2 separate regions of the Homo sapiens genome follow, and region 2 is linked to region 1. A link is an interaction called in ENCODE POLR2A ChIA-PET data of the cell type or tissue named here. Cell type or tissue: PC-9. All regions are shown on one strand. Links, peaks and the distances in the headings refer to the core of each region. The heading gives the core; the rest is flanking DNA. Region 1 overlaps MVP (major vault protein). Region 2 has its middle 17 kb from the start of TMEM219.

Region 1 (3,528 bases), core at 1,029-3,528:
CCAGGCCAGAGTACAATGGCGCAATCTCGACTCACTGCAACCTCTGCATCCCTGGTTCAAGCAATTCTCCTGCCTCAGCCTCCCGAGTAGCTGAGACTACAGTTGCCTGCCACCATGTACGGCTAATTTTTGTATTTTTAGTAGAGACGAAGTTTCACCATGTTGGCCAGGCTGGTCTCGAACTCCTGAGCTCAGGCAATCCGCCTGCCTTGGCCTCCCAAAGTGCTGGGATTACAGCCACTGCGCCCGGCCTGAAACTGATCTTTATCCTCCTCCCAGTTCCTACTGTGCACCAGAGACCCTCCAGTCTCTAATACCTTTGACTTGAAGAGCAGTCATTTTTTTTTCCTTTTCTTTTCTTTTCTTTTTTTTTTTTTTTTTTTTGAGATGGCCTCACTCTTGCCCAGGCTAGAGCGCACTCGTGTGCTCCATTTACGGCTCACTGCAGCCTTGACCTCCCAGGCACAGGCGATCCTCCCACCTCAGCCTCCAAAGTAGCAGGGACCACAGGTGTGCACCACCACACCTAGCTAATATTTTTTATGGTTTTTATAGAGACAGGGTCTCCCTATGTTGCCCAGGCTGGTCTTGAACTCCTGGCCTCAAGTGATCCTCCCATCTTGGTCTCCCAAAGTGCTGGGATTACAGGTGGGAGCCACCAAGCCTAGTCAACAGTCACTTTTATTCTCACTTCACTGGAGAGGAAGGCTCAGAGGCTAGTAAGTGGCCCAGGAGCATGCTGGCAGTGATAAAACCTGCTGGAGTGACATTTTCCCACTGGCTCTCAATCCTGGATATATATTAAGAGTCAGAGGCCAGGCGCGGTGGCTCACGCCTGTAATCCCAGCACTTTGGGAGGCCAAGGCAGGCGGATCACGAGGTTAGGAGATCAAGACCATCCTGGCTAACACAGTGAAACCCCATCTCTACTAAAAATACAAAAAAAATTAGCTAGGCGTGGTGGTGGGTGCCTGTAATCCCAGCTGAGGCAGGAGAATGGCATGAACCCGGGAGGCGGAGCTGCAGTGATCCGAGATCGTGCCACTGCACTCCAGCCTGGGTGACAGAGCGAGACTCGTCTCAGAAAAAAAAAAAAAAAATGAGGGAGAACTTTTTACAATAGCAACGGGTGAACCTCACCCAGACCAATTAAATAGAATCACCGGAGATGGGTGGCTTTAAAAAAAGGTCTCCAGAAGGCCTGGCGCGGCAGATCACACCTGTTATCCTAGCCCTTTGGGAGGCCGAGGTGGGTGGATCACTTCCAGCCTGACCAACATGGCGAAACCCTGTCCACTAAAAACAAAATTATCTGGGTGTGGTGGCGGACATCTGTAATCCCAGCTACTTGGGAGGCTGAAGCAGGAGAATTGCTTGAACTCGGGAGGCAGAGGTTGCAGTGAGCCGAGATGGCTACACTCCAGTCTGGGCAACAAGCACGAAACTCCATCTCAAAAAAAAAAAAAAAAAAAAAAAAAAAAAACAGATTTCCAGATGACCAGTGTGCAGCCCGAGCCGAGAGTCTGCTTTAGACCAGAGCTGCTCAGACTGTAATGTGCATGCAAGTCATTGAGGGTCGAGTTAAAATGCCAGTAGATTCAGTGGCTCTGGGGTGGGGCCCCAGGCTGTGTTGCTATCAAGCCTCCAGGTGGTACCACTCTACTCACTGCAGACCCCGTAGGCAGTGTGGTCACTTGGTCAATTGCCATTTAAGACTCACTAGGGGCCAGGTGTGGTGGTTCACGCCTGTAATCCTAGCACTTTGGGAGGCTGAGGCAGGCAGATTGCCTGAGCTCAGGAGTTTGAGACCACCCTGGGGTGAAACCCCATCTCTACTAAAATACAAAAAATTAGCCAGGCTTGGTGGCATGTGCCTGTAATTCCAGCTACTCGGGAGGCTGAGGCACGAGAATTGCTTGAACCTGGGAGGTAGGTGGACGTTGCAGTGAGCCGAGATTGTGCCACTTCACTCCAGCCTGGGCTACAGTCTCCAAAAAAAACAAAAAAGAGATTCAGTATATCAGCTACTCACAGTTGACCCTGAAGATCTCTGGGAAGTAGTGACTCATGACTCGTTTATTTATTAAGTTTTGCTGTAGCAGAAGTTTACTTTTGAGCCAAGAGTCTGATCCGGTCTCCCTCTTTTTTTTTTTTTTCTTTCTTTAAAGAGATGGGGCCTTGCTATGTTGCCCAAGCTGGTCTTGAACTCCTGGCCTCAATCCATCCTCCCACCTTCGGCCTCCCAAAGTGTTGGGATTACAGGTGTGAGCCACCTCTCTCAGGCAAGAGCCCCTCTTTTAACTAGACAATGAACCTGGTTTCTGCTTTGGACAGGCTATTTAGTTCCTGCTTATTTACCCTCATGGTGGGAGAGACCCTGGTGGGATTTGGGGTGAAAGCTGGCTGTGGTTCTTGCAGGAGCCTCATGACACCTGAGGGAGGTGTGATCAGGCAAGACTGGGCCTCTACACTGAGAGCCGACTAGGGCAGGTCTCAGAAGCAGAGACTGAAGGAAGTTGGGTGGATGAGTGGATCTGGGGAGCAGGGGCCAAGCCTGAGGGCTGGGCAGAGCCTTCCAAAGGTCAACACAATCCTTGCTATTGTCTTTTGAGGGCCCTGATCTATTTTAAGTAAAATGCTCTAACTGCGCATGTCATCTGGAAGGAAACCACAAAAAACTCAATCTGAGACTTGTCACCAATGTGCTGCCTGAGTCAAAGGGTTTCCCTGGCTCACCTCCATAGATGGCGAGGGTAGAAGGCAAGACCTGTCCTGGGTGGTCTAGGCAGAAGGCCCAGGTTTAGGGCATGGCAGGTGGGTGGTCAGGGAGGTGAGGTGGGGTCCTGGTGCTGATGCAGGGGCAGTTGCCGAGGGCTTGGCCTCAGAACAAGGCAGGAGTCCAGCCATGAGGATGACTCTTGCTGAGTCACTGAGCTGGGCGAGGCATTCAGACCCCCTGACTGGGCCCAGCTGGGGCGGCAGATGGTGGAGAGGCCTCAGCTGTGGGGGGTGTTGGGGAGATTATCCACTGATGAACCAAATGGAGGCTGTTCCCAGAGCCTGCTTCCAACCTTGCACGGCCTTCTAGAGTTCAAATCTTTCCTGGGGGGGCCTCAGAGCCCTGTCCATACCTCCGCTCACAGCCCCAGCCCTTCCTCTTCTCCCATCTGGTTTCCTGGCCAGGTTTCGGCCCTGCGGAGAACCCTCCAAGGGAGCAGTGGAAAAAGCTTCACTTGGCAGTAAAGCCCCTACTTGCTGTTCCATCCCTGCAGCTGGGGTGAAATAAGCCACTGACCAGTAAACAACTGAGGCTTAAACCAGCATGCCAGCTCAGGTGGGGAGCCCCCAGCACTGGTTATATTCCCTAGATTCCTCACTGGATAGGAAAGTTGGGCCTCAGGCACTCTTCCCTCCTCTGCAGTCAAACAGTGCAGATGAAGAGCCAGGCTCTGTTCCCAGTGCTTTATGTGCTAACTTGGTTGATAATGTTATCCATTCTCATTTTGTAGATGAGGAAACAGGCACAGG
Region 2 (16,074 bases), core at 5,787-8,286, 120 kb after region 1:
AAAAATTGCTTGAGCCCAGGAGATCGAGGCTACAGAGAGCTATGACCACCACTGCACTCCAAACTGGGCGACAGAGTGAGATGAACCCATCACCCCCCTACCATAAAAAAGCAGAAGAAGAAAGGAAGAAAATAAAAAAGGTACCGAGTAATCAAATAACTAATCTTGTTCTGTTGTATTCCGCAGGAGAAGGTGACATATGTCTTTTCATTTGGGAAATGTGAATCCAAGGATCAACAAACAAGTTTTATTATTGTGTCAGTTACCTGTTAAGATACTTTCCTTGGCCAGGCTTGGTGGCCGACATCTGTGATTTCAGCACTTTGCAAGGCTGAGGTGGGTGGATCACTTGAGACCAGGAGCTCAAGACCAGCCTGGGCAACAAAGGGAGACCTCGCTTCTAAAAAAATTAAAAAGATTAGCCGGGCATTGTGGTGTGCACCTATGGTTCCAGCTACTTGAGAGACTGAAGCAGGAGGATCCTTTGAGCTCGTGAGGTAGAGGCCACAGTGAGCCTTGATCATGCCATTGCACTCCATCCTAGGCAAAAGAGCAAGACCCCATCTCTTAAAAAATAAATAATACTTTAAATTTTAGAATACATTGCATGAAACTTACCATCTTGGCTTTTTTTTTTTTTTTTGAGACAGAGTCCTGCTCTGTCGCCCAGGCTGGAGTGCAGTGGCGTGATATGGGCTCACTGCAAACTCCACTTCCCAGATTCAAGCAATTCTTATGCCTCAGTCTGCTGAGTAGCTGAGACTACAGGCACACATCACCACGCCCAGCTAATTTTTGTATTTTTAGTAGGGACGGGGATTCACCATGTTGGCCAGGCTGGTCTCGAACTCCCGACCTCAGGTGATCCGCCTGTCTCGGCCTCCCAAAGTGCTAGGATTACAAGCATGAGCGGCTGTACCTGGCCCATCTTGGCAATTTCTTTTTTTGAAATGGAGTTTCGCTCTTGTCACCAAGGCTGGTGTCAAGTAGCTGGGATTACAGGCGCCCGCCATCATGCCCGGCTAATTTTTGTTTTGTTTTGTTTTGTTTTTGAGATGAAGTTTCGCTCTTGTTGTCTAGGCTGGAGCGCAATGGCGTGATCTTGGCTCACTGCAACCTCTGCCTCCCAGGTTCAAGCGATTCTCCTGCCTCAGCCTCCCGAGTAGCTGGGACTACAGGCGCCCGCCACCACACCTGGCTAATTTTTGTATGTATAGTAGAGACAGGGTTTCACCATGTTGACCAGGCTGGTCTTGAACTTCTGACCTCAGGTGTTCCACCCGCCTCGGCCTCCCAAAGTGCTGGGATTACAGGTGTAAGCCACCGTGCCCGGCCTAATTTTTGTTTTTTTTTTAATAGAGGTGGGGTTTCACCATGTTGGCCAGGCTGGTCTCAACCTCCTGACATCAGGTGATCCACCTGCCTTGGCCTCCCAAAGTGCTGAGATTACAGGCGTGAGCCACTGCACCCAGCCAACATCAACAATTTTATAGAACACCACGACAGAGACAAGGCCACTCTATGACTGTGGTGGATCAGACAAAAACAAAGCCACTGTGTACTCATGATGTCTGAACACAGACAAAAACAAGAACATTGTCCAAACTATTTAGTCCTGCTCCTTTCTCCCACCTTTCAGTTGAAAATTACGGTACTCAGACATAGAATTACCTCTTCCTGGCCGGGTGCGGTGGCTCATGCCTGTAATCCCAGCACTTTGGGAAGCCAAGGCAGGCAGACCACGAGGTCAGGAGATCGAGACCATCCTGGCTAACACAGTGAAACCCCGTCTCTACTAAAAATACAAAAAAAATTAGCTGGGTGTGGTGGCGGGCACCTGTAGTCCCAGCTACTCGGGAGGCTGAGGCAGGAGAATGGCATGAACCTGAGAGGCGGAGCTTGCAGTGAGCCAAGATCGCGCTGTTGCACTCCAGCCTGGAGACAGAGCGAGACTCCATCTAAAAAAAAAAAAAAAAAAGAATTACCCCTTCCTTCCTGATGCATCCAAACCAGAGCAAACCCTCTTGCCTCAAATCCTCTCCTGAAACATAACACGAGCATAAGTCCTACAATAAGTCTTTTTTTTTTTTTTTTTTTAATTAGACACGTGGGGTTTCACTATGTTGCCCAGGCTGGTCTTGAACTCCTGGGCCTAAGCGATCTTCCTGCCTTGGCATTCCATATTGCTGGGCTTACAGGCGGGAGCCACCATGCCCAGTCTAAGTCATCTTCAACACCTCTTTCTGAGATGCCTTAGAGTTCCCCATATTATGTGGGTCTGCCTCATTGCTATGAGTCCGTAAAACTGACTTTGTTTTTTGTTTTGGGTTGTTTTTTTTTTTTTTTTTTTAGACATGGTCTCATTCTCTTGCCCAGGCTGGAGTACAGTAGTGCAATCATGACCTACTGCAGCCTCAACCTCCCAGGCTCAGGTGATTCTCCCACCTCAGCCCCCTTGAGTAGCTAGGACTACAGGCACATGCCACCACACCCCACTAATTTTTTGTATTTTTTGTAGAGATGGAGTTTCATCATGTTGCCCAGGCTAGTCTCAAACCCCTATGTTCAAGCAATCCTCCCACCTTAGCCTCCCAAAGAGCTGGGATTACATGCATGAACCACCACACTCAGTCCCCCAACGTTGTTTTAAAACTTTCTTTTAGGTGTGTTCTTGGTGGCCCTTAACAGAAGGACATTGACACTGGAATCTGGATGTTTGTTTGTTTTGGAGACAGGATCTTGCTCTGTCACCCAGGCTGGAGTGCAGTGGCACAATCTCGGCTCACTGCAACCTCTGCCTCCTGGGTTCAAGCGAATCTCGTGCCTCAGCCTCCCAAGTAGCTGGGATTACAGGTGCCTGCCACCACACCTGGCTAATTTTTGTATTTTTAGTAGAGACAGGGATTCACCATATTGGCCAGGCTGGTCTTGAACTCCTGGCCTCACGTGATCCACCCACCTCGGCCTCCCATAGTGCTGGGATTATAGGTGTGAGTCACTGCACCCGGCCTGGATTTTTTTTTTTCAGTGAAAGATACTGATTTTTTTTAAGTTGACTCAAAGCAAGTTTTAAACACTCTGTGTCCACTTCATGTTGCTATCACAGAATATCACAGTCTGCGTAGTTTAGGAACAATAGACATTTATTTGGCTTATGGTTCTAGAGGCTGTGAAGTCCAAGATACAGGAGCTGCCTCTGGTGAGACATCATCACGTGGCAAGAGAGCATGAGAGAGAGAAAGAGGGGGCTGAATTTGCTTTTATAACAAACCCATTCCTGAAATAATGGCATTAATCCATTGACCTAATTGCCTCTTAAGGATCTCACCTCTCAACAGTATTACATCAGGGATTAACTTTCCAACACCTGAGATTTGAGGGACTCATTCAAACCATAGTACTCTGAAATTGGATATATAGGTCTATGGGTGAGATTCCCACTGAGGGTTGCCAGTTTGCAACCTTTCAGTTGAATGGTCTCCCTCCTGGATGTCAAGGTTAATACTGCTATGAACAGCTATTATGCACCTAAGTTGAACCAGGGAGAGAACACATCCTTCCGCATGTACTATTTTATTTAATGTTATTTTCTACTAAGTCATTCAGAACTCTCTGGACTCTCTTCATGCTGTGTAATTTGCAAGGTTGCCTGCTGCATGTTTGGTTATAAATGAGGTCAAATCCCAATTTTGCAGGAGGACGTGGATGTATGCCCATTCCCTTCACACTGTGAGCCAGTAGCCATGGGAACTATAATCAAGTACACAATAACTCCCCCATGAACAAATCCTCAGGGAACAAGCTTCAATTGAATGAAACTGGCTTGACCACAGAGGAATCTGGGGGACTTTCTGAGCTTCGCGGACTTGTGCCGCCTCCTGACTTTAAGCTGGCTCTGGAGGAGGAGGAAGTGGAGGTATCTCAGGTATGGACCTCTTTCTGGAAGCTGGGACTTGGACCAGGCAAAGAAAGGAGGCGGTGGGGAAAATTCCCCCAGAGAAGGCAGGAGTGGGCCCTGCATACCAGGTCCCCAGGTCTCTGAGAGCTTTACTAGTTCTGGGAGTGTGTGGATCAAGCCTAAAGTCTAGAAGGAATTCTAGCATCACCCAGGGCGTTGGCTGGAATATCTTTAAGGACCCTTCCAGCCCTGGAATCATAGCAGCAAAGGACCCAATTGTATGACAGCTGCTTTGGCCAGTGAAGATGGAAAGACCAGGAAAAGCTTTAGGCTAAGCAATGGAGTTCACACCCCGCTAATTCACCTCCCTTGCGGCATCCCTGACATTTCCCACACAATATGTCCTTCATTCTGTTCTCCAAAAAGCCATTGCCTTCCTCTAACTGACTGAGATGAGCCCTGGAAACCCTGATGCCCACCAGACCCCTGCCTTTCCTCTTCTCTGCTGTTGGCCAAGGTTTCTGCCTCAGTTGCCCTGTCTGACAATACAGTTTCCCTAGGACTGGAGCTAGCCCTGGCATCCCAGAATCCCCAACAGGTGCTAGCCCCTGGAGTCAGGACTGTCTTCCTGTGTCCCTGTGCTTGCTGCAGAATAAACTGATTACTTTTAACTACCATTCTGAATATAGTCACTACCAGGAACCGCTGACTACCTGTGACATACCATCTAGCATGGTACCACAGCACCTGGCCCAGCATCTTGGGAGGCCAAGGTGGGAGGACTGCTTGAGGGCAGGAGTTTGAGATCAACCTGGGCAACTACATAGTGAGACCCCACCTCTACAAAAAATTTCAAAATTAGCCGAGTGTGATTGCACATGCCTGTAGTCCCAGCTACTTGGGAGGCTGAGGCAGGAGGATGGATTGAGCACAGGAAGTGGAGGCTGCAGTGAGCTATGATTGCACCACTGCACTCCAGCCTGGGAGACAAAGGGAGATTCCGTACATAAATAAACAAATAAATAAAAAACAAAGGAGATGGATTTTTTTCTACAAGAGAGTTACATGCAGGGTGCTAGGTACTATAGGTGGAGACTTGCCGAGGTTCAGTGGGAATGGGAGCTCAATCCTGAGAGTGGGGGAAGGCATTACAGAGGCTGTGACCTTTGAGACTGGTCTTGAAGAAAGAGAAAATGTGTACAAGGCAGAAAGAAGGGAGAAAGTTACCCGAAGAGAGAACTGCACCAGCCAAAAATATGGAGGTATGGAGTAGGTAGAATTGTGAGACATTTATGTGACTGGAGTGAAAAATGAGAGATGATGCTGGAAAGGAGAGTTAAGGCCAGGTTTTGAAGGATCTCTTAAAAAAATAATAGGCTGGCGAGATTGTGCCACTGCACTCCAGCCTGGGCGACAGAGCAAGACTCCGTCTCAAAAATAATAATAATAATAGTAATAATAGGCTGGGCACAGTGGTTCACACCTGTAATCCCAGCGCTTTGGGAAGCCAAAGCGGGCAGATCACTCAAGATCAGGAGTTCAAGACCAGCCTGGCCAACACGGCAAAACCCTGTCTCTACTAAAAATACAAAAATTAGCTGGGCGTGGTGGTGTGCACCTGTAGTCCCAGCTACTAGGGAGGCTGAGGCAGAAGAATTGCTTGAACCCGGGAGGCGAAGGTTGCAGTGAGCAGAGATTCTGCCACTGCACTCCAGCCTGGGTGACAGAGCAAGACTCTGTCTCAAAAAATTAATAATGATAATAATACATTAATTTTGAGATAAGATCTTGCTCTGTCGCCCAGGCTGGAGTGCAGTGATATAATCACAGTTCACTGCAGCCTCAAGCTCCTGGGCTTAAGCGATCCTCCTGCCTCAGCGTCCCAAGGTGCTGGGACTACAACCATATGACACTGACGGAGCAAGAGCACTGTCATCTGGGACAAACACCGCCCCTTTAAGTTACAGCTCCCTTTCTAGCCTCATGCATTTCAAGGAAATCACTTCTCTTCTAACTACAAGCAGACAGAAAGAGCAGACAGGAAAACGCAGATAAGACAGTTTGGGCATAGAGGGAGGTGGGGGCAAAGTCTCTTGGGTAACTGCCAAACTTCACCCTCATACAACGGGCCCCAGTAAAACAGTGGGCCTTAGGCCGGGCGTGGTGGCTCATGTCTGTAATCCCAGCACTTTGGGAGGCTGAGGTGGGCAGATCACGAGGTCAGGAGTTCGAGACCAGCCTGATCAACACGGTGAAACCCCATCTCTATTAAAAATACAAAAATTAGCCGGGCATGGTGGCGCGCGCCTGTAATCCCAGCTACTCAGGAGGCTGAGGCAGGATAATCCCTTGAACCTGGGAGGCAGAGGTTGCAGTGAGCCTAGATCACGCCACTGCATTCCAGCCTGGACAACAGAGAGAGATTGTCTCAAAACAAACAAACAAAAAAATAATGGGCCTTAATAAGCACATTTCTTTCCCTTCAGTTGCACTAAGATAGGGAAGTTAAAAGCAGACTCAGGGGATATGCCTATAGCTGCAGAAAAAAGATAAGCACAAGATAAGCACAACAAAGAGACACAGAAGCAGTCCAAGCCTCTGATAAACTCTCCCACCCTGAATCCTTACAAACTCTTTGTAAGAAAGGGTGGCTCTGACCTAACTTGGCCAGCTGCCAAGTTTATTATTCAAAATAAACCTGTCCCTGATGACTGTCAAACCACCCTTCATGTTTCTCTCCTCTTTCTTTAATTCTTACAGCCACCACGCCTGGCTAATTTTTTTGAATTTCACTGGAGGTCTTGCTGTGTTGCCCAGGCTGGACTTGAACTCCTGAGCTCAAGTGATCCTCTCGCCTCAGCCTCCGAGTGTTGGGATTGCTGGAGGATCATATCTGTTTCCAAAGGTGGAGCTTTCTGCTGGAGGCAGCAGAGTTCTTCAGGCAGAGCAGCTGAGTCTTGAGGTTGCTCTTTTAGGAAACAAACTCAGGAGGCGCTGTGGAAGATGCATTGAATGGAGTAGGAGGTGGAGGCAGCGAGAAGGGTGAGGAGACACTGCTGAGCCCTGATGAGAGACAAAGAATGTCTGAAGGAAGCAAAGGGAATGGAGAGGAGGGGAAGGCTTTGGGAAGACTGTGATGCATGGAATGCGTGGGATAAGGGCAGAGGGTGGAGTCCAGGCTGACTCAGAGGTTTATTGCCTGGGAGACTGGGTAGATGATTACACTGTAACCTGAGATGAAGATACAGTAAGAGGAGTTTATATGAAGAAAAAGTAGGCCAGGCGCAGTGGCTCACGCCCATAATCCCAGCACTTTGGGAGGCTGAGGCGTGTGAATCACCTTAGCCCCAGAGTTCCAGATCAGCCTGAGCAACATAGAGAAATCTCATCTCTACTAAAATTCAAAACAATTAGCTAGGTGTTGTGGTGCAGACCTGTAGTCCCAGCTACTTGGGAGTCTGAGATGGGAGAACCGCTTGGGCCCAGGAGGTCGAGGCTGCAGTGAGTCATGATCGTGCTACTGCACTCCAGCTTGGGCGACAGAGCAAGACACTGTCTCAAAAGGAAAAAACAGAAAAAGTAATAAGCTCAGTTTTTAAACAGAAATTGTAGTAGAATACAATGTAAAATTTACCATTTAACCATTTTACAGTGTACAATTCAGTGGCATTAAGTAAATTCACAATGTTTGAAAGCATCACCTTGATCTAGCTCCAAAACATTCTCATCACCCCAAAGGAAACCCCCAAATCCATTAGGCAGTGATTCTCTATTCCCCTGTGTGCCCAGCCCCTGGCAGTCCCTAATCTCCCTGTAGATTTGCCTGTTCTGGACATTTCATATGCATGGAATCATACGATATGTGACTATAGTTTATGGCTGGCCACTTTCACTTAGCACAATGTTTTCTTTCTTTCTTTTTTTTTTTTTTTTTTGAGACGGAGTCTCGCTCTGTCACCCAGGCTGGAGTGCAGTGGCACGATCTCGGCTCACTGCAAGCTCCGCCTCTCGGGGTTCACGCTATTCTCCTGCCTCAGCAGAGTAGCTGGGACTACAGGCGCCCGCCACCACGCCCGGCTAATTTTTTGTATTTTTAGTAGAGATGGGGTTTCACCGTGTTAGCCAGGATGGTCTCAATCTCCTGACCTCGTGATCCGCCTGCCTCGGCCTCCCTAAGTGCTGGGATTACAGGCGTGAGCCACTGTGCCCAGCCAGCACAATGTTTTCAAGGTTCATCCATGTTATAGTATGTATCAGAATTCTTTTTTTTGGAGACTCAGAGCCCCATTTTTTTTGGAGACTCAGAGTCTCATTCTATCACCCAGGCTGGAGTGCAGTGGTGCAATCTTGGCTCACTGCAACCTCTGCCTCCCAGGTTCAAGTGATTCTCCTGCCTCCCGAGTAGCTGGGATAATAGGCAAACGCCACCATACCCAGCTAATTTTTGTATTTTTAGTAGAGAAAGGGTTTCGCCATGTTGGTCAGGCTGGTCTCGAACTCCTGACCTCAAGTGATCTATCTGCCTTGGCCTCCCAAAGTGCCGGGATTATAGGCGTGATCCACCGCGCCTGGCCCCTTACCCATTTTTCAATTGGTCAATTTTCTTTTTCTTATTGAATTGTAAGAGTTATTTCTATGTTTTAAATACAAGTACTTTATCAGATGTAAGATTTGCAAATACTTTTTCCCATTCGGTGAGCTGTCTTTTCACCTTGTGGCTGGTATTCTTTTTTTTTTTTTTTTTTTTGAGACAGAGTCTTGCTCTGTTGCCCAGGCTGGAGTACAGTGGCAGGATCTCGGCTCACTGCGAGCTCCACCTCCCGGGTTCACGCCATTCTCCTGCCTCAGCCTCCTGAGTAGCTGGGACTACAGGCGCCCGCCACCATGCCCGGCTAATTTTTTGTATTTTTTTTTAGTACAGATGGGGTTTCACGGTGTTAGCCAGGATGCTCTCTATCTCCTGACCTCGTGATCCACCCGCCTTGGCCTCCCAAAGTGCTGGGATTACAGGCGTGAGCCACCGCGCCCGGCCTTGTGGGTGGTATTCTTTGAAACACAAAACTTTTTATTTTGATGAAGTCCCCTTTATCTATTTTTACTTTTGTTACCTGTGCTTTTGGTATCATATCTAAGAAATCATTGCCAAATACAATATGATGAAGATTTTCCCCTATGTTTTATTCTAGGATTTTTATGGTTTTTGCACTTAAGTTTAGATCTTTGATCCATTTTGAGTTAATTTTTTGTATGTGAGCTAAGCTTTCTATGTGGGGTACAGAAAAGGGCTAACCTCATTATTTTGCATGTTTCCCCCACCCCCTGCCCACCAACATTTGTCAAAAATACGAATCCTTTCCCCCATTGAATAGTCTAAACAACTATTTTCAACAAGGGAAAATAGTTGAAAATCAATTGTTGAAAATCAATTAACCATATATGTGAGGATTTATTTCTGGGTTCTCTATTCTACTCCATTTGTTTCTCTATCTACCCTTAGGTCAGTATCACACTGGGTTTTTTCTTTTGTTTGTTTTAACTTTTTAAATTTCTTGTTTTTAATTTTTGTGGGTACGTAGTAGGCATATATATTTATAGGGTACAGGAGATACTTTGATAGAGGCATGCAACGCATAATAATCACATCATGATAAATGGGGTATCTATCCCCTCAAGCATTTATCCTTTGTGTTACAAATAACCCAGTTAAATTCTTTCAGTTATTTTAAAATATACAATTAAATTATTATTGACTGGCCTGGCGCAGTGGCTCGTGCTGTAATCCCAGCACTTTTGGAGGCCGAGATGGGCGGATCATTTGAGGCCAGGAGTTCAAGACCAGCCTGACCAACATGGTGAAACTCCATCTGTACTAAAAAGACAAAAAAAGTTAGCCAGGCCTCAGGCGCCTGTAGTCCCCACTACTCAGGAGGCTGAGACAGGAGAATGGCGTGAACCCAGGAGGCAGAGCTTGCAGTGAGCTGAGATCGTGCCACTGCACTCTAGCCTGGGTGACAGAGCGAGACTCCATCTCAAAAAAAAAAAAAAAGTTAGCCAGGCCTAGGGGTGCACGCCCATAGTCCCAGCTACTTGAGAGGCTGAGGCAGGGGAATTGCTTGAACCTGGGAGGCGGAGGTTGCAGCAAGCCAAGATCATGCCACTGCACTCCACCCTGGTTGACAGAGCTAGACTCCGTCTCAAAAAAAAAAAAAGAATGGCCTGGCGCTGTGGCTCATGCCTGTAATCCCAGCACTTTGGGAGGCCGAGGCGGGGGGCAGATCATGAGATCAGGAGTTCGAGACCAGCCTGACCAACATAGGGAAACCCGTCTCTACTAAAAATACAAAAATTAGCCAGGCATGGTGGTACATGCCTGTAGTCCCAGCTACTCAGGAAGCTGAGGCAGGAGAATCGCTTGAACCTGGGAAGCAGAGGTTGCAGTGAGCCAAGATGGCACCACTGTACTCCAGCCTGGGCAACAGAGCAAGACTCTGTCTCAAAAAAAAAAAAAAAAAGAAGAATCATATTGCTAAAAAAAATAGTTTTTCATTCTGTCTATATGTCATAAGTGAGATGACTTGAACTCCCTAAGCATATGTGTCCATTATTTCCACCATTAAAATGAATTAAGGTGCTTGGCATGACTGCCCCCTGTTTATTAGTTCTAATAGTTTTTTAGTGGAGTCTATGTTTTTTCTAAATATAAGATCTTATCATCTGCAAACAAGAATAATTTTTACTTCTTCCTTTCCAATTTGGACGCCCTTTGTTTCTTTCTCTTGTCTAATTGTTCTAGCTAGGTCTTCCAGTACTATGCTGAATAACAGTGGTGAAAGTGGGCATCCTTGTCATGTTCCAGATCTTAGAGGAAAGTCTTTCGGGTTTTCCTCATTCAGTATGATACTAGCTGTGGGTCTGTCATATATGGTTTTTATAATGTTGAGGTATGTTTCTTCTACACCCAGTTTTTTGAGGGTTTTTATTATGAAGTAGTGTTGAATTTTATCAAATGCTTTTTCAGCATCAATTGAAATGATCATATGGTTTTTGTCTTTCGTTTTGTTGATATGATGTACCACATTAATTGATTTGTGTATGTTGAACCATCCTTGCATCCCTGGGAGAAATTCCACTTCGTCATGATGATCTTTTTTTTTTTCTGAGGTGGAGTCTTGCTCTGTCACCTAGGCTAGAGGGCAATGGCACAATCTCAGCTCACTGCAGCCCCTGCCTCCTGAGTTCAAGTGATTCTCCTGCCTCAGCCTCCCCAGGAGCTGGGACTACAGGTACATGCCACCACACCCAGCTAATTTTTTTTATTGTAGAGTCAACATTTTGCCATTTACCCAGGCAAAATGAGTAACATTGTGACCTCCTGGGTTAAAGTGATCTTCCTGCCTTAGCCTATCAAAGTATTGGGATTATAGGCATGAGCTACCATGCCCAGCCAAATACTATCTTATTACCCATTATTTTAAACTGATAACTGATGACAACTTTTTTTTTTTTTTGAGACAGAGTCTCGCTCTGTCGCCCAGGCTGGAGTGCAGTGGCACGATCTTGGCTCACTGCAAGCTCCGCCTCCCGGGTTCGTGCCATTCTCCTGCCTCAGCCTCCCAAGTAGCTGGGACTACAGGCACCCGCCACCGTGCCCAACTAATTTTTTGTATTTTTAGTAGTGACGGGGTTTCACTGTGTTAGCCAGGATGATCTCGATCTCCTGACCTCGTGATCCACCCGCCTCGGCCTCCCAAAGTGCTGGGATTACAGGCGTGAGCCACCACGCCCGGCAAACTGATGACAACTTAACACTGGTTGCATAAACAAACAAACAAGCAAAATGAAAAAAAAAATAATAAAAACTCTACACTTTAACTTCCTCCCCCCCTGCTTTTTTTTTTTTTTTTTTTGAGATGGAGTCTCACTCTGTCGCCCAGGATGGAGTGCAGTGGCGCTATCTCAGCTCACTGCAACCTCTGCCTTCCATGGTTCAAGCGATTCTCCTGTCTCAGCCTCCTGAGTAGCTGGGACTACAGGTGCACACCACCACACCTGGCTAATTTTTGTATTTTTAGTAGAGACGGAGTTTCACCATATTGGTTAGGCTTGTCTTGAACTCCAGACCTTGTGATCCACCCGCCTCAGCCTCCCAAAGTGCCGGGATTACAGGCATGAGCCACCGTGTCCAGCCCCCACTGCTTTTTAATGTGGTTCCCTTTATGTCTTATTGTACTATGCCTTGAAATGTTGTAGTTATTGTTTTTTTATTGGTTCATTGTTTAGCTTTTCTACTTAAGAGTAGTTGGCCAGGCGCAGTGGCTCATGCTTGTAATCCCAGCACTTTGGGAGGCCTAGGTGGGTGGATCACCTGAAGTCGGGAGTTCAAGACCAGCCTGACCAACACGGAGAAACCCTGTCTCTACTAAAAATACAAAATTAGCTGGGTGTGGTGATACATGCCTATAATCCCAGCTACTCGGGAGACTGAGGCAGGAGAATCTCTTGAACCCGGGAGGAGGAGGTTGCAGGGAGTCGAGATCGCACCATTGCACTCCAGCCTGGGCAACAAGAGTGAAACTCCATCTCAAAAAACAAAACAAAACAAAACAAAAACAGATAATGGTAGTTTATATACCAAAATTACAGTGTTATAATACCCTGTATTTTTCTGTGTGCTTGCTATTACCAGTGAATTTTGTACCTTCAAATGATTTCTTATTGCTCATGAACATCCTTTTCTTTCAGATTGAAGAACTCCCCTTAGCATTTCTCGTAGGACAGGTCTGGTGTTGATGAAACCCTTCATTTTCGTTTGTCTGGGCAAGTCTTTATTTATCCTTCATGTTTGAAGAATATTTTTACCAGACATACTATTCTAGGGTAATTTTTTTTTCTTTTAGCACTTTCAATGTCATGCCATTCTTTCCTGGCCTGTAAGGTTTCCACTGAAAAGTCTGCTGCCAGATGGGAATTGGAGCTCCATTGTGTGTTTTTTTGTTTGTTGTTTGTTTGTTTGTTTTTCTGAGATGGAGTCTCGCTCTGTCGCCCAGGCTGGAGTGCAGTGGCGGGATCTCAGCTTACTGCAAACTTCACCTCCCAGGTTCAAGCGATTCTCCTGCCTCAGCCTCCTGAGTAACTGGGACTACAGACATGCACCAATACACATGTGTGTGTGTGTGCGTGTGCGCGTGTGTGTGTATTTTTAGTAGAGACGGGGTTTCACCATGCTGGCCAGGCTGGTCGTGAACTTCTGACCTCAGGTGATCCACCCACCTCAGCTTCCCAAAGTGCTGGGATTACAGGCGTGAGCCACCACGCCTTCTAATGCATTCTTTAGTATGTCAATTGCATTTTCCAACTCTAGAATTTCTGCTTATTTTTAGTTATTTCAATCTCTTTGTTAAATTTATTGATAGAATTCTGAATTCCTTCTCTGTGTTATTGTGAATTTCTTTGAGTTTCCTCAAAACGTCTTTTTTGAATTCTCTGTCTGAAAAGTCCCATCTGTGTTTCTCCAGGATTAGTCCCTGGTGGCTTCTTTGGTTCATTTGGTGAGGTCATGTTTTCCTGGATGGTCTTGATGCTTGTCAATGTTCATCAGTGTCTGCACATTGAAGAGTTAGGTATTTATTGTAGCCTTTGCAGTCTGGGCTTGTTTGTGCCCATCTTTTTTGGGAAGGCTTTCCAGGTATCCAAAAAGACTTGAGCTCCAAGCCCAATAACACTGTGGTTCTTGTGGACTCATATAAGTACCACCTTGGTGGTCCTAGATAAGATCCAGATGAATTCTCTGATTACTAGGCAGAGACTCTTGTTCTCTTTCCTTACTGTCTCCCAAATAAATGGAGTCTCTGTCTCTTTGCTGAGCTTCCTGGAGCTAGGGGTGGGGTGATGCAAGCCTTCTTATGACCACCACCATTAGGACTGTGCTGGGTCATACCTGAAGCCAGCACAGCAGTGGGTCTCACCCAAGGCCCACTGTAACCACTACCCGAATACCATCTATGTTCACTCAAGGCCCTAGGGCTCTACAATCAGCAGCTAGGGCCACCAGTCTGATTTCTATCTTTCCCTTCAGGGCAGCGAGTTCCTCCAGGTCCTGGGAGGGTCCAGAGATAATGTCTGGGAGCCACGGATTAGAGTCAAAAACCTTAGAAATCTACCTGGTGTTCTATTCTACTGCAGCTAAGCTGGGACTCAAACCACAAGACAAAGTGCCTCCCACTCTACCTTCCCCTTTCCATGGACAGAGGACAGAGGAGCCTCTCCCAGTGGCCACTACCACCACTGGCCTGCAGAGAGTTCTGAACACTCACTTAAAGCCCAAGGCCTCTTCAAGTCAACTTGTGGTGAATGCTCTCAGGCCTGGGACTCACCCTTTAGGACAGTGGGTCCCCCTCTGGCCCACAGCAGGTCCAAAAATGTTGTCCAAGAGCTTAGGTCTGGACTCGGGGACCCCAAAAATCTGCTTGGTACCCTACCCCACTGTGTCCGAGCTGGTATCTAAGGGGCAAGACAAAGTTCCCTTTACTCTTCTCTCCACTTTTCTCAAGCAGTAGTCTTTCACCAGGGCCACCACAGCTGGTAATGTGCTGGGCCCTACCTGAAGCCAGCACAACTCAGACTCTTATCCAAGGTCCACAGATACTACCTGGGTATTGCTGTTGGCTATTCAGGGACCAAGGGCTCCTTAGTCAGCAGGTGATAAGCCCTTCCAGGACTGCGTCCTCCCTTCAGGACAGCAGGCTCCCTTCTGGCCCAGCGCATGTCTAAAAATGTCATCCAGGAGCTAGGGCCTGGAATGAGGGCCTCATGACTGCCTGGTGCTCTATCCTATTGCGGCTGATCTGGTATCCAAGATGCAAGACAAAGTCCTCTTTACTCTTTGCTTTCCTCTCCTCAAACACAAGGAAGGAGTTACTTTCGTTGCTGTGAGCTATGCCGCCTGGAATCGGGGGAAGGGTGGTGCATGCACTCCTTTAGCTGCCCCAACTACTGCCTAGCTAGGTCATGTGCCATCCTAGTCCACTGGCTCTAAGGCCAGCCCAGCACTAGGACTTGCCTAGAAGTTGCAGTCCTTGTATCCTAAAATGCCTTTCAAATTTACCTAGGACCCCAGAGCACTTTAGCCTGCAGTGGCAAGGCTTGCCGCAACTTGAGTTCTGACCACTAGGATGGACAATTCCCCTCTGGTTCGGGCTGATACAAATGCTCCCTCCTTGGGCAGGCACTGGCTGAGTCCAGCATGGCTTTGCTCTCCACTGTGACAGGGCAGCACTGAGTTCACTGGCAAGTCCCTCAGTTCAATGCCAAGTCCCCCAGTCCATGTGCTCTCTCTCCTCCAAGTGCACAGTTTCTCTCTGTGCCATGCAGCTACTGCTAGGGGGTTGGGGAGGGGTGGTGTCAGCGATTCAAGACAGTGTTTCCTGCCCGGGCACGGTGGCTCACACCTGTAATCCCAACACTTTGGGAGGCCAAGGCAGGCGGATCACTTGAGGTCAGGCCAACATGGTGAAATCCCGTCTCACTGAAAATACAAAAACCCGGCGGGCGTGGTGGCACATGCCTGTAGTCCCAGCTACTAGGGAGGCTGAGGCAGGAGAATCGCTTGAACCCGGGAGGCAGAGGTTTCAGTGAGCCGAGACTGCACCATTGCACTCCAGCCTAGGCAACAGACAAAGGGAGACTTCATCTCAAAAAAAAAAAAAAAAAAAAAAAGGCTGTCTTTCCTACCCTCTTCAGTGCCTCTTTCAGTGATATGAAGTTAAAATCAGCTACTGTGACCACTCACCTGATTTTTGGTTCTTATGATGGTTCTGAGGAGGCTTCTATTCTGCCATCTTGCTCTGACTTCCCACTACATTGTGTTTTGTTTGTTTGTTTGTTTTTGACATTCACTCTGTCACCTAGGCCGGAGTGCAGTGGCCAAATCTGGGCTCACTACAACCTCTGTCTCCCAGGTTCAAGCAATTCTCGTGCCTCAGCCTCCTGAGTACCTGGGATTACAGGCGCTTGCCCCCACTCCGGCTAAATTTTTGTATTTTTAGATGGGGTCTCACCATGTTGCCCAGGATGGTATTGAACTCCTGGCCTCAAGCGATCCTCCCGCCTCAGCCTCCCAAAGTGCTGGGATTACAGGCATGAGCCACCACGCTTGGCCCCCCTACAGTTTTTGTTTG

Evidence for each region. Peaks named below come from ENCODE experiments on the same cell type or tissue, not always from the same donor. Only the 100,000 strongest peaks of a DNase experiment are listed, where the experiment ranks them.
Region 2: POLR2A ChIA-PET joins it to region 1 with 16 read pairs; 6 of 35 experiments call an interaction of 5 or more read pairs at or near these places.

The regions. Positions count from the first base shown.
Region 1 is chr16:29,822,759-29,826,286 of GRCh38, forward strand. All of the region lies in intron 1 of MVP (major vault protein), which reads left to right. Among named protein-coding and RNA genes, the nearest start is that of MVP, 4.1 kb to the left of the region's middle. RefSeq lists enhancers at 2,370-2,449, 2,510-2,639, 2,826-3,398. In PC-9, for the core only: no CTCF peak of the experiment used is centred there; DNase peaks (open chromatin) are centred at 2,063 and 2,613; H3K4me3 peaks cover 225 bases; H3K27ac peaks cover 1,888 bases.
Region 2 is chr16:29,937,093-29,953,166 of GRCh38, forward strand. No RefSeq gene overlaps it. Among named protein-coding and RNA genes, the nearest start is that of TMEM219, 17 kb to the right of the region's middle. In PC-9, for the core only: a CTCF peak has its summit at 6,868; DNase peaks (open chromatin) are centred at 6,459 and 7,209; H3K4me3 peaks cover 1,055 bases; H3K27ac peaks cover 2,435 bases.